Regions from separate parts of the Homo sapiens genome. Here regions 1, 3 and 4 are each linked to region 2. Evidence: chromatin contacts called from ENCODE Hi-C or POLR2A ChIA-PET data. All regions are on one chromosome and are shown on one strand. The core of a region is the stretch at or near the end of the contact, and the rest is flanking DNA. Distances in the headings are between cores, read along the strand shown.

What was found. A loop is a pair of places that touch in the nucleus more often than their neighbours do. ChIA-PET counts read pairs that join two places held with the same protein, here RNA polymerase II (POLR2A). Pooled maps may share reads with other maps.
Region 1: a map with no recorded cell type shows a loop between it and region 2 (1.8-fold over the local background). The contact joins two enhancer-like sites. A Hi-C loop is called at or near these places in 3 of 37 single-sample maps with no recorded cell type and 1 of 50 pooled maps.
Region 3: a loop to region 2 is called in a map with no recorded cell type, with 3 times the contacts of the local background. The contact joins two enhancer-like sites. A Hi-C loop is called at or near these places in 3 of 37 single-sample maps with no recorded cell type and 3 of 50 pooled maps.
Region 4: a pooled map shows a loop between it and region 2 (3-fold over the local background). The contact joins the promoter of FNDC3B here to the enhancer-like site in region 2. A Hi-C loop is called at or near these places in 1 of 37 single-sample maps with no recorded cell type and 3 of 50 pooled maps. POLR2A ChIA-PET finds 5 or more read pairs at or near these places in 1 of 52 experiments (PC-9).

Annotation. Positions count from the first base shown.
Region 1 is chr3:171,790,243-171,793,452 of GRCh38, forward strand. The region is part of intron 1 of PLD1 (phospholipase D1); the gene reads right to left. Among named protein-coding and RNA genes, the nearest start is that of PLD1, 19 kb to the right of the region's middle. Within about 2 kb of position 1,594, at least 6 of the 41 ENCODE cell types and tissues checked have a DNase peak (open chromatin) inside an H3K27ac peak, as active enhancers do.
Region 2 is chr3:171,254,073-171,257,069 of GRCh38, forward strand. All of the region lies in intron 2 of TNIK (TRAF2 and NCK interacting kinase), which reads right to left. Among named protein-coding and RNA genes, the nearest start is that of MIR569, 150 kb to the left of the region's middle. RefSeq lists enhancers at 1,716-1,765, 2,907-2,956. Within about 2 kb of position 1,324, at least 6 of the 41 ENCODE cell types and tissues checked have a DNase peak (open chromatin) inside an H3K27ac peak, as active enhancers do.
Region 3 is chr3:172,140,879-172,144,112 of GRCh38, forward strand. All of the region lies in intron 3 of FNDC3B (fibronectin type III domain containing 3B), which reads left to right. Among named protein-coding and RNA genes, the nearest start is that of FNDC3B, 100 kb to the left of the region's middle. RefSeq lists enhancers at 1-460, 1,649-1,698. Within about 2 kb of position 1,778, at least 11 of the 41 ENCODE cell types and tissues checked have a DNase peak (open chromatin) inside an H3K27ac peak, as active enhancers do.
Region 4 is chr3:172,038,157-172,040,990 of GRCh38, forward strand. It overlaps FNDC3B (fibronectin type III domain containing 3B), which reads left to right and starts at 1,422. Exons shown (of 26, transcript NM_022763.4): 1 at 1,422-1,615. RefSeq lists enhancers at 1,242-1,909, 1,910-2,576 and silencers at 1,495-1,674, 1,815-1,914, 2,095-2,344, 2,405-2,774.

The DNA.
Region 1 (3,210 bases), core at 344-2,843, 540 kb after region 2:
TACCTGCCTGACTGGTTGCCCTGTGGATTTCAAGCTTGTTTAGCCAGTCCCACAATTGAGGAAGCCAATTCCTTGTAATAAATCCCTTAATGCATGTAACCTACTAAGTCTGCATCTCTGGTAAACCCTGACTGATTCATGATGTTACGGTTATTACTGTTGTGAGGACACAGAGGAAGACCTCTTGGCGTGGAATCACCCAGAAAGACACTAAAGAATCTCACTCTTGTACTAGCTCTCTCCCAATCTCTTGCAATAATGGCCAGGAGAAGAGAAGATTGTGAGTTAATTTTTCAAAAAATGAGATTTATGATAATTTAGAGATGCACAGTGAGGTGTGGCTATGTTACTAAGCTCTGGCCAATGAGATGTAATTGGGAGTACTGGAATTATGAGACAGGGCCTGCAAAGGAAGCTGGCATGCTCCTCTTCCTCTATTCTCTGTCTGTAATGTAAATATGATGTTGAGAGCCCCAGCAGCCATCTCAGACAAGGGCCACATCCTGGAGGTGGCAGATTGGAGAGCTCTAGAGACTGATGACTTCTAGAGCCGTCATGCCAGCTCCCAACGGACTACTTCTGGACTGTTTATACATGAGAAATAAAGCCACTACCTGGGGGCTCTGATACTTGTAGTGAAACACAATTCCTAACTGATATAAGAATTGTTTTCTTTAGTCTTCCTATTCCCTTAGCAGTAGACTTTTACATCTAAGTTGCTACGTTATCAGGAATAGCTGTATTTAATTTCACTGCTATGTACATAGGACACATTAAGTGTTTAAGAGGATTAGAGGAGACAGCCACAGTAAAAGCTTTTTCGTATTTCTCCATGTTTCTGTGTTTTGGCAAAAGAATATGAGAACTTTTCATAGTCTGCAACAAATGCCTTCACAAAGCCACAAACTTTAATTCCCATGGAATAGAATTTCATATGGCAAGCCTGTGGTTACATCCAAATCCACTTATTCAACAGATTTGTGCTGTAAAAAAACCTCACACTAGCCTATCTCTTTAGATAGGCTCTGTCTTTTCATGTTGGAGTCATCTAATTTTCCCCAAACCAACAACCCTTGCACATGTCTGGGGTATATTTTTTTGCCGAATGCAAACCACATGGTCATTTCAAAGCCTATAATTCAGTTCAGGAGCACTGGGCTTTCTGGATGCTCGTGAACATAACCATCAAGAGTGACACACATTTCTGGCAGTCACCTTGCCAGCTCCAGCTCTATTGTGTCTCTATATCACGGTGAAAAACTGCCTGACACACTAGGCAGCTGACATGTGTAGGGAAAAAAATATCAGGCCTGTGACCAAGGGGAAAATGAAGTGATTAATATGGAAAACACAACAAGAAACATCAAACAGGAAAAAGCTGACACTTCCTATTCCTTTAGCTTCAAGTAAATGTGTTTTCTCCTCACACTGACTGTAAAAGGCTGGATCGAAGTATTGACATGATATAAACGTGTCAGATGTCTTCCTCACCTGGGGCCATTCATAATACTGAAGAGTCTTTCACTCCTTTTTTTTTGTTTTGTTTTAGAGGGAGGGAGGGAGGTGAGGTTAACGTAATCATAACCCTGAAAAGATAAACTTGGGAAACTATAAGCATAAACACAATGGGCCGAAGTGTTCCCAGTGTGAGTCACCACTGTTGTGCCCCAGCTCCTTTGTTCCTGCCATTTCCTTCCTTTCAGAGTTCCGGAACATTCCTCTCTGGCTGGCCTGGCTCCCTTTCCCAACACCATCCCTTAAACACTGGTGTTCTTCAGGCTTCTGAACTCGACCTAGTCTACCTGTAGACTGTGTCTCCTCATTCTATGTCCTCACAGGGAGGTGAGTCTCATAGATACTCATTCATACCCACAGCTTTACTACTCCCAATGCCACCATTCCTTTCTTCTCTTTCTCCTGAAGGCCCAGTGCCTAGTGAACTGTCCTACCAGTATCTATTTCATCAAGTCCCAAACTGAACATAGTCATGCTTTTCTACCTTGCATCTCAATTCCATCCTCTTTCCCTGTCTCACAGCCCAGCCACATATGCACCCTGTACCTCCGTTATTGGCCCCATCATGCACCCAGGGGCCAGTTCCATCCTCTTATCTATTCCACCTTATTTCATATACTAAGAGTAGTGGGGGCTGGGTGGCCCCAAATGAGATTCTTATATTCTGGGAATGCAGATGGATCAGGGGCCCCTGGCCATCCATCAGGCATTCAGTACCACACCAGCTGATCTGCAAGGTGAGAAGGGGGCCCTCAGACACGAAGGTCTCGCTGAGCAAACCAGGGGACAAACCAGGAGAAGGAAGAGGGCCTGTTTCCCTGCCCAGCCCCAGACTGGCTGAGGCTGATGGAGCAAGTAGCTGCAGGAAGAAGTGGAGAGGATTGTCTTTCCCCCTGCCTCTGTGAGTCACAGAGAAACACAGTAAATTTAGGCTCCTGGTGACAAAAGGAGTCAAGGACATTTCTGCAGGGCACATACCAGGTTCCAGCATCTTTCTAGAGCCCCACCCTCCCCCCAGATTTGCAAACTTGAAAAAAACAAGTCCTGGCATGTGACTCCTTTTGGCATAAATCCTCTTCAGGAGGACACCAGCTATGGCTGAGGTGGAGCCTCACACACAAAGCCCTTTGGCCCACGGTCATCAACAAGGAAGCCAAAGCGGAAGACTCCCCAAGGAAGTGGGGCTCTCAAAACACATGTGAGACAATGCCAAGATACCACCAGGAATACCTGAAGGAGACTTGCATTGAAGGTCCTACGGATCCACGTGGGAACACAAACCAGTGAAATTTGCGTGATCTCCACTGACTAGACATCATTTGAACCCTCATGCTGGCAGGGTCTGAAGACATTTCGTAATCTGTCTCCACTTTTGATCCCTACTGTAGCTCCCCTACAAAACATTTCTACAGATTGCTACCAAGGTAATCTTCTAAAATTATAACTCCAGTGGTATTCTGGGCTGGCTCATATAGGCTCCTGAGAGCAGACTGGGAAATTTTCATCAAGATTGGGAAATTTTCAGCAATTTTGTGAGTCAGTTGTTAAACACATAAATCATTAAAAATTAAAATATTAAAAATTGAAGTTACTAAAAATTAAATTATATAAACTTACAATAAATTATATTAAAGCAAAAGTTCTCCATTTATCACTTCTTTATTACTTTTCTATATTTTAATAATGTCTATTGTC
Region 2 (2,997 bases), core at 74-2,573:
TGCAAATGATTAATATTAAATTTCCTTTTTTCTTAAGAATGTTTATTTTAGCAAGAAAATAGTAACTTCCAGTACTTGTGGAACAACAGAACAAAGACCTTCCATACCTCATTTATATTGATCTTAATGTAGCGTGTCTATTACTAAAGACATTTTACAGAATAAAACCCCAAATAGTCTTAAAAAGATAATTTGATTTTCTTAAGGACCATTCTCCAAATTCTTCGGACCCCAAAGACCACACCACACTCTTCCTCTATCAGGCTGCTACAAGATGAAGGAATGATCAACTAATTTACAGAATTTTAGGCTTTACCTAGAGCAGTGGAGAATGCAGTTTTTAGAGTTTTAATATTTGCTCACCCTTCCCCATATAAAGCAGAGTCTCAAATATAAACCCAGATTTCCTGCCTGCAACTGTAAATTCAGTTTCTGGATATACATCACCAAGATAAACTGTTAGATACAAGCATCACCCAGATGTTTTGTAGTATTCATATTAATAATCCTATAAGCCTCTCTTTGGGGCAGAAAACAATGATCATTACTGATCCAATTTCCATTACTGGATGAAGACTCCCAACTACTAATACAGATACATGTGTCTATCCCTCCCTTTACAGCTAACATATAAGGGCTAAATGGAAATCCTAGTAGTACAGCATTTATCTATCATTTTGCAATAATCTGTGGGCAGATAACACAATAGCGACTCGTTCCTTTAATTCAATTTCATAATCAGAAGTGATATGCAAAATATAAGTACAGAAAAGCTATTTTCAGAAAATATGATCTGATTTTTCACAGTTTTTGAATAAGCAAGATAAACGTTATAATTTGGAGTATGGTAATGGCTTTGGGAATTGTGTTCTGAGAAGTAAAATAAAAAGGGATTTAGCATGTAGATTAATCATATGGCTTTTCCAAAGATTCAAAATTTTGAGAAAGCCATTTTTAACATATCTGAAAATCACTTAGAATTTTCAGTGCCATCCTAGCCTCTTCCTCTAATTTTGGTTCATAACCACATCTTATTTTGCTGGATTGCAATGGACTTTGAGGTTGCAATATGTTTTATCTGATGCTGATTCAATTTAGACAATAAAGGATTGAAGTTCTTGAAAGAAACATCTGGCCAACAAAACCTGATATGAGCAGAGAAACTATTAATCATTACTTTAGGTTATGGAAAATCCCACATTCAAATGAACCAAAAAGATTCTTGAAAATCTATCCCTCTACTCCCCATGAGGAAACAGTAGATTTTTCTAAAGCTCCCTGGGTGACAAATGCTGTCTGGTTACAACCATCTTAGCTAGAGCTAAGATGGTTTCAGAATCAAACTACAAATCATTTTGAAAGTTTCCTGTTTTGCAAACTCCGGATATAAGCTAAAGCGATTTTTCTATTCACTACCTAGACATCACCTGCTCATCAACAGATTTTAAAGCATCTTGCAGAGGCAAATTTCCAAAAAAGGTAGCCTAAGTACTTATCCACTATACCACCTCTTCAAAAGCAGCAGAGAATAAATACAAAGTTGTCTGATTAGTCAGTAAACAAAATGAATTCAAGCTGAGGTGCCTGAACACGGGCAAAGGAATGTTTTGTGCCACAGGCCCAAAAGAACAAAGCTCATTTTGTTGCACATTATCAGGTGTCATGGTTCATATCCTGGAGTGCCTTTAGAGACCCCAGGTGTGGCTGCTGCTCAGTGTTTCAGAAACATTCTTCTGTTTGGAAGGACATTGAAGAGCCGTAAATGCCACAACAGTTTCTCTACTTTCTAGGCCCTCTATGGTTTTGAAATTCATCCCATCTCCTTGGATTTATATTGATTGTGGGTATGGCTTAGTGGTGATGGGGGAAGGGGTCTAGTTCTCCAGGAGGAACTCAAAGGAAGGCAGTTGTATAGAACCACAGAAACATATAGAATTATAGAATAAAGTATTCTGAGCAGCTAATAAGACGACCATTTACTACTTTGCCACACAGAGGGAAAAGAAGGAAAACAGCTCCCAACAAGGAAAAAAAAAATAAGTACCCAATGGTCCTCTTCCCTCTTTTGAGCATGGCTGTTGTTTCGGGGTTTTTCCAAGCCTTGTTTTTTTTCATCAATTATTTTCTTTGATGCCTACTTCACTATGCATGGGAACAGAAAGCAAACTATTAGAAATTTTCACACTGCCAGAAGTTCAACAAATGAGTCTACAATTCCCAAGGCCCAGGGCCTAGAGAAATACCAGCTGAAATTAAAATAAGGAGAAAGAGAATCGATAAAGAGGTTAATTAGCTTATGTGGTACAGTCGAGGGAGGCAGAGCATTTTGCTGGGAAATAGCCAGGATGTCCCAATGGGGAGATGCAATCTTCTTAACCAAACGAGATGCCTGGGGAACTCTTTTCTCCAATACTTCATGAACACTAAAAAACAAAGCCACAGATACAAAGGACAGAGTGCTGGCCATGAAGAATCATGGGGAGCTACTTCATAAACACTTTAGGAAATACTGTTTTGCCCTCCAGCCAATTTCCTCTAAGCTTCAAGGTCAGAAAGAACTTTACAAAGGGTGACTAGCTGAGGAGTCATCCAATTTACTTCCTACTGACCCAAAAGAGAAGCCATTTATTACCACTGGCAGGAATGGATGAATTCTGACCATCCCCATTCTGACTTGGGAGTTTCTTTTTGACTGCAGTAGGGTATTTGAGTTTGAGGCCAGGGATCAAAATAAACTGAATGCTCACTCAGGACAGAAGAGTAACACTGGCCCCCCATGAAGAGAGTCCTCTGCACTTCCCCAGGGGTGAGTGTGTGACTGTATATTTTCAGTTTGGTATAAAAACATCAGGAGCAGAATAACTCACCTGCTGAGAGACAGGTCTACTTCCCTAGGTCTGAACATCCTTTCCATCTTTCTTTAAACTTAAAAAGCACCTATTAAGAACTGTTTACTCTGGTTTTAAAGTGGAACTGACATGACAAGCGGCTGCACAG
Region 3 (3,234 bases), core at 528-3,027, 890 kb after region 2:
CGGAATGTTAAACCCTTAGATAAAACTGTCACCCAATGTTGTGTCATCAGACTTAAGATGAATTGGTGTTGAGTTCTCAGAGTACAGCTCTGTAGTGTGAATCCCTGGTCATTTCGTAGCTAATGCTTAACCTGTTAGCCCCAATTTCCTCTCTTAAAATGGGAACAATGATAGTACCTATCTGATAGGATTGTGAGGATAATCCATTGTAAGTGTCATTATTCTTATCATCATTATCTAGTTGTATACACAGCTTTACTGATTTTTCCCCCCCCTAAATAGATGGCATGATTGTGGGCAATGACTTCATTTTCCTACTTGTAGAAATCAGTTGAAATTCTAGTCTCCCTTTCATTGCTTATTTATGATAGACTTGCTTTCATAGGGTTGCTGGTGATGGCACCAGTTCAAACATTTTAGATGAAGGTTTATAAGAATGTGTATACTGTTCAGATATGGGGTTATAGCTAAAACAATGGGTCCAGTGTTCCATGAATTTAAAGTAAATTTTGTTGTAGATTTTTAGTTGTTGGTTTTCTTTTGAATAACAGCCGTTCACTCTTGCACCACGCCTGAGCAGCTATATTCAGAGAAGGCTGTATCCTCTTATTTTATCCAACAAAGCAGTTTTTCTAATGTGCCTCCTTTTACATTTTCATTGAATTCCATACTTCTGGCTGGGCATAGTGGCTCACGCCTGTAATCCCGACACTTTGGGAGGCCAAGGTGGGGCAGATCACCTGAGGTCAGGAGTTTAAGTCCAGCCTGGCCAACATGGTGAAACCCCATCTCTATTTCCCCCTAAATACCAAAATACAAAAATTAGCTGGGCTTGGTGGTTGGCACCTGTAATCCCAGCTACTCAGGAGGCTTGAGACAGGAGGATCACTTGAACCTGGGAGATGGAGGTTGCAGTGAGCTGAGATCGTGCCATTGCACTCCAGCCTGGGAGACAGAGTGAGACTGCGTCTCAAAAAAAAAAAACTTGTTTCCATACTTGTTAAAATTTTTATTTAGTGCATTCTGTTTCTTAGGCAGTACCAAGAAGCAGTCAGGGCTATATATTGGGAAGATCATTATAGATTTTGGAGTGAGATTGCCTGGCTCAAAAATCCCCTGCACATTAGATGTATATTGTAAAATTAGTTCCTTAACTTCTCTACACCTCAGTTTCCTTATCTGTAGAGCTGGAATAGTAATTTCTCTCTGGAAGGATTGCTGTGATTAAATGAGTTATTGTGTACAGAGCACTAAGAACAATTTCTGAGTCATAGTAGGGGCCCAATAAATAGGAGTGATTACTAAGCTTTCGCTCTTTATTATGGGTGGGCATTGACCCCCCCTTCATTTTTTGTTAGCTAATCATTTTTAAAGCATTTCAGAAAGCCTATGCGAACTGGAGTTATTAGGATTTTTTAGATGTCTTCACGTTTAAATTCTAACACTTCAAAATAACATGTTTAAAAGTTATGCAATCGCAGTTTAACTCCTCAACCCTTCTGCCCTTTAGGCTTGTTAAACAATGATTAAAATGTCATCTCTGAAGGTACCACTGCTTAGAGTTCTTTAAATGTCACAGATCTTTGCATGTCAGATAATTCAGAAAAGCGAGCAGTGTCGCATTACCTCAGTGGTTGGCCACAGGCTATTTCACAGCTTGTAGTCTTTCAGTTCCTGCTTTATTCTTTCTGTATTTTTTACTCTTGTTCTTGCACTTCCAACCTGAAATAGAAAAGTTCATGTTACAAGTGTCTTTAAGGAAGACTGGATTAAGTTCTTCAAGGGCAAGGGTCAAAGCTTAGTCATCTTTGTATCCCAGAGCCTATCCTGCATGCAGGAGGCATTCAGACTGAAGGAAAGTCATTTCCTGATACTTGTCTTAGTCTGTCTGGGCTGCTATAACAAAAATACCAGAGACCGGGTGGCTTATTAACAACGGAAATCTATTTCCTACAGTTCTGGAGGCTGGGAAATCCAAGATCAAGATACTAGCTTCTTTGGTGTTTGAGGAAGGCCTGCTTTCTGGTTCATAGATGGCAGTTTCTCTCTGTGTCCTCACGTGGCTGAAAGGCCTAGGGGTCTTCTTGGGCCTCCTTTATAAGGACACTAATCCCTCATGAATGGGGATTAGTGTCCCTCATGATCCAGTCACCCCTTCTAGTACCACCCCTTCTAATACCATCACCTTTGGGGTTAGAATTTCAATGTATGAATTTGCGCTGGGGTAGGGGACACAAACATTCAGACAGTGATAGTACTGCTGAAGATAAAATGATGGAAAAATTCTCTTAGGTAATTTAGAGAAGTTATTTATTTTTGTTGTTCTGAAAAGGTAGTTAAATTTAGTTATTTTCACTCTTAGTTCCTCAATTTAAGATAATGAATACAGGCATGAGTGTGTTTCCAAAAACAGTAATTCTGAAAAAGTCCAATATATGGATTAGCTTCTCTTACCTGTAAAAATGCATGAGGGAATCATTATATTCATGCTTTTAATAACTTTATTTTGGGGGAGAATAGGATGGGAATACCTTAGAAAATGTTAGGCTATTTAATCCTTAAAGATACATCAACTTTTTCCCAAACTTTGTATTTATTTTTGTGTTATTAACAAATATTTTAGGTTACTCGTTAATTTTATTAATATTTTATGTTTTCTTGCTGTTGGAAATTATAGCGTTTATGTATAGTAATAAATTCTCGGTAAACTCTGTGTCAGACCCAGGAACAAATTATGCTTTAGTAAATGAGGGTTGGGGCGGTGGCTCATGCCTATAATCCCAGCACTTTGGGAGGCCGAGGCGGGCGGATCATGAGGTCAAGAGATTGAGACCATCCTGGCCAACATGGTGAAACCTTGTCTCAACTAAAAATACAAAAATTAGCTGGGCGTGGTGGCACACACCTGTAGTCCCAGCTACTCTGGAGGCTGAGGGAGGAGAATCGCTTGAACCTGGGAGGTGAAGGTTGCAGTGAGCCGAGATCGTGCCACTGCACTCCAGTCTGGTGACAGAGTGAGCCTCCATCTCAAAATAAATAAATAAATAAATAAATAAATAAATAAATAAATAAATAGTAAATGAGGCTCATTCGTGCTTGTCAGTGTTTGCATTGATGTAAAGAAATACTTGAGACTGTGTAGCTTATAAGGAAAAGAGGTTTAATTGGGTCATGGTTCTGCAGGATATATAGGAAGCTTGGTGCTGGGATCTGCTTCTCGTGAGGGCCTCAAAG
Region 4 (2,834 bases), core at 172-2,671, 780 kb after region 2:
CTGGAGCCATGAGTGATCAGCTGGGCTGAAGGCATGGCACCTGAGGAAGCCAAAGAGTCTGGAGCCAGAGAAGGCATTTGGACTCAAATGGGATCTATTGGATTGTACCCTATTGGCACTAAGGAACTACTGCCTACCCCCCGCCCCGGCTTCTCATGCAGGACTATGACCTAGAATTGGAGTTATGTTATAGAAAGATGGCTTCAAGTTCCCCTTTGAGGAGCTCCACAGTAAATAAGCCATTTAGGAGAGAGGTCCCCATTTCTCTGGACTCACCATTGCCTCCAAAAAAAAAAAAAAAAGGCTAAAATCTCCCCAAAAGAATGGCAAATGAACAAGGGAAGGAAGGAGCTATTTCTTAGTGTTCTTTAGACTTTAACAGAGTATTATGTACTGCTATTATTATTTTTTAGGTTAACAAAAGTAATACATTGTCTCTAGTGACTCCCTGAATGCTCCTTTGTAGCTTAATAGTTGAGGCTGAATGTAGCTATTCAGAATACCTGGACAGCTATGGATGGAAGGGGCTTCTCTAGGCTAACTTTTGCTCTCTTGTCTCCTGAATAATCTGAGGGGTGGCATGGGATGCAGTCTGTTAACCTCTTAGAGCCTGTACAACAGAAATACATTACATTTGACTTAATATGAACTCAACAGTTATTTAATGAGTCCTATTGTGGTCCTTGCACTGTGCTATATTTTACGGATATAAAGATAAAAGTAAGAAACAGTCTTTGTCCCTGAGAAACGCATTGTGAAATAAGGCTGGGTGAGTTGGCTCACGCCTGTAATCTCAACACTTTGGGAGGCCAAGGCGGGAGAATCACTTGAGCGACAGAGTTCCAGACCAGCCTGGGCAACCTATTGAGACCCCCTCTCTTCCAAAAAAGGAAAAAAAAAAAAAAAAAAAAAGGGTGCGGTGGCTCATGCCTGCCCCGTGCCTGCAGTCCCCAAAACAAACAACAACAACAACAAAAAACAAAAAACAAAAAGAAAGAGGAAAGAGAGATTTTAACTTAAGTATAATAAAAATTGCTCATACTATGTTAGTTGTATGAATAAAATGCTGTGGGAAATGTGGGAGTAATATAGCTCACAAGGTTGCTGTGGGGGTTAACAACAACAAAAAGCGAAATATATGTGTAAATGAAAAAAAGTCAGTTTTAGGCTTAATTATCACTGAGTAAACATTGCCTTTATATTACTTTGGCGATCTGCAGAACGCGCAGCCCTCGCCATTCAGGAGTTGTTAGTTCCCTAAGCCTCAGGTTTCTTTAGTCTGGCTGAACCAAAAGGAGTTTCTGCTTAGCTAGGCAGGGCCGGGGGACAACAGCTTCTGCGAGTCTGCGATTGTGGCGGCCGGTATATTCGGCGGTTTACGGTAATGGGCGGGCCCCAAATCCCCATGTGGTCCCGACATCATTGACATGGCGGAATCCCCCATCAAACCCTCCTGGTAGTTATTTGAGCGGCGGCGGCGGCGGCTGGAGGAGGAGAGCGGCGGCGGCGGGAGCAGCGAAGGGGGCGGCAGGGATCCTCCAGGCTGCCGGCTGGGAAGGCGTGGGCGACCCGGTGTGTGGCGCGCCCAGAGCCCCGCGTTTCAGCCCTAGGGAAGGTAAGGCGTGCAAGAGCCGGGGACTAGAGGAGACCGGGACCCCGAGCGCGATCGCCGGGTCCCGGTGCACTGGAAAGCCCCGGCCTGACGCCGAGTCCGCCAAAGTGCGTCCCTGTCCCGGGAGCGCCCTGGGCTTCCCGGCAAAAACTTGGCGCCGGAGTGCTGGGGCGCCCCGTGCTCGCCTGGGCACCCCGGGAACACGGGACCCGGGAGGGGGCGGCCCCCGCCTTGCTGGGCTGGGGTCCCCCGCCTGTGCCCCCTGCCTCAGGGTTTGGAGGAGTGAAAGAAACGGGTAGATTCCTCTTAAAAAAAATTGGGCAGTGGCTCGCGGCCTCCCCCCACCCCCAGCCTTCCCAGCAGATTTTGTCCGAGGAATCCGCTCCCCCTCCCGGAATCTCCGCGGCAGGAACGCTGCCCAGGAGGGGGAGGGCGGGCGGCGAGGCCGAGGAATCTTCGACGTGTCACTTTCTGAGGCTGTAGATTTCCATATGGTGGAGGGAAGAGGGCGGGAGTGCGAAGTGGGGCTGGAAGTTGGGGCCGCCTCTCCGCGCCGGCGGGGGCGGTCGGGGGCCTCGAACCCGGGGATGCTCGCGGGGAGGGTCCCGAGCCCGCGCCGGCCTGGCCCCCCCGTCCCCGGCTGGGCCTCTCCGGGACACTCCCCGCCCCGCTGCTGGCCACCTCCGAGCACGCCACGTCCTCCTCCCCGTCCTGCCCCCCGGGCTCCCCCCGGGCTGGGGGCGGTAACCGGCGGCCGCGGCCGGACTTGGCGAGCCGGCGGCTGGAAGCTCGGGCGGGGGAGCGGGGCGCGGCGGGAAGGAGCGGGCGACCCGGTGTGTGGGCCAGCGGAGCTCCGGTCAGTCGGTCACCCCGAGGGGCGCCTCGGCCGGGGATAGGGCGGGCGGGCGGAATCTGCGCCCCGAGGCGGCCAGGAGGGGCCGCGCGGACCGTCTGGTGCCCGCGGCTGGGCTGGGGCCGGCAGGCGTGGGAAGGGCCTGTCACTCTCGGCAGAAAGTGGGGCCTCGGGCTGTGCCCGCGAACTTTCCCAGAGGTCCGGGTCCCGGCGTCCCGTGGGAACCGGAGGACCCGGGCCCGCCGTCTCGGGAGACTGGGCTGCGCCGCCCGGCGGCGCCTTTGGCGGGGAGGCTTCCAGGAGTGCGCGGTCGGAGTTGGAGCTTTTGGAATCTCAGCTCCCACCCTGCCATCCCAGACGAAGGGAAGC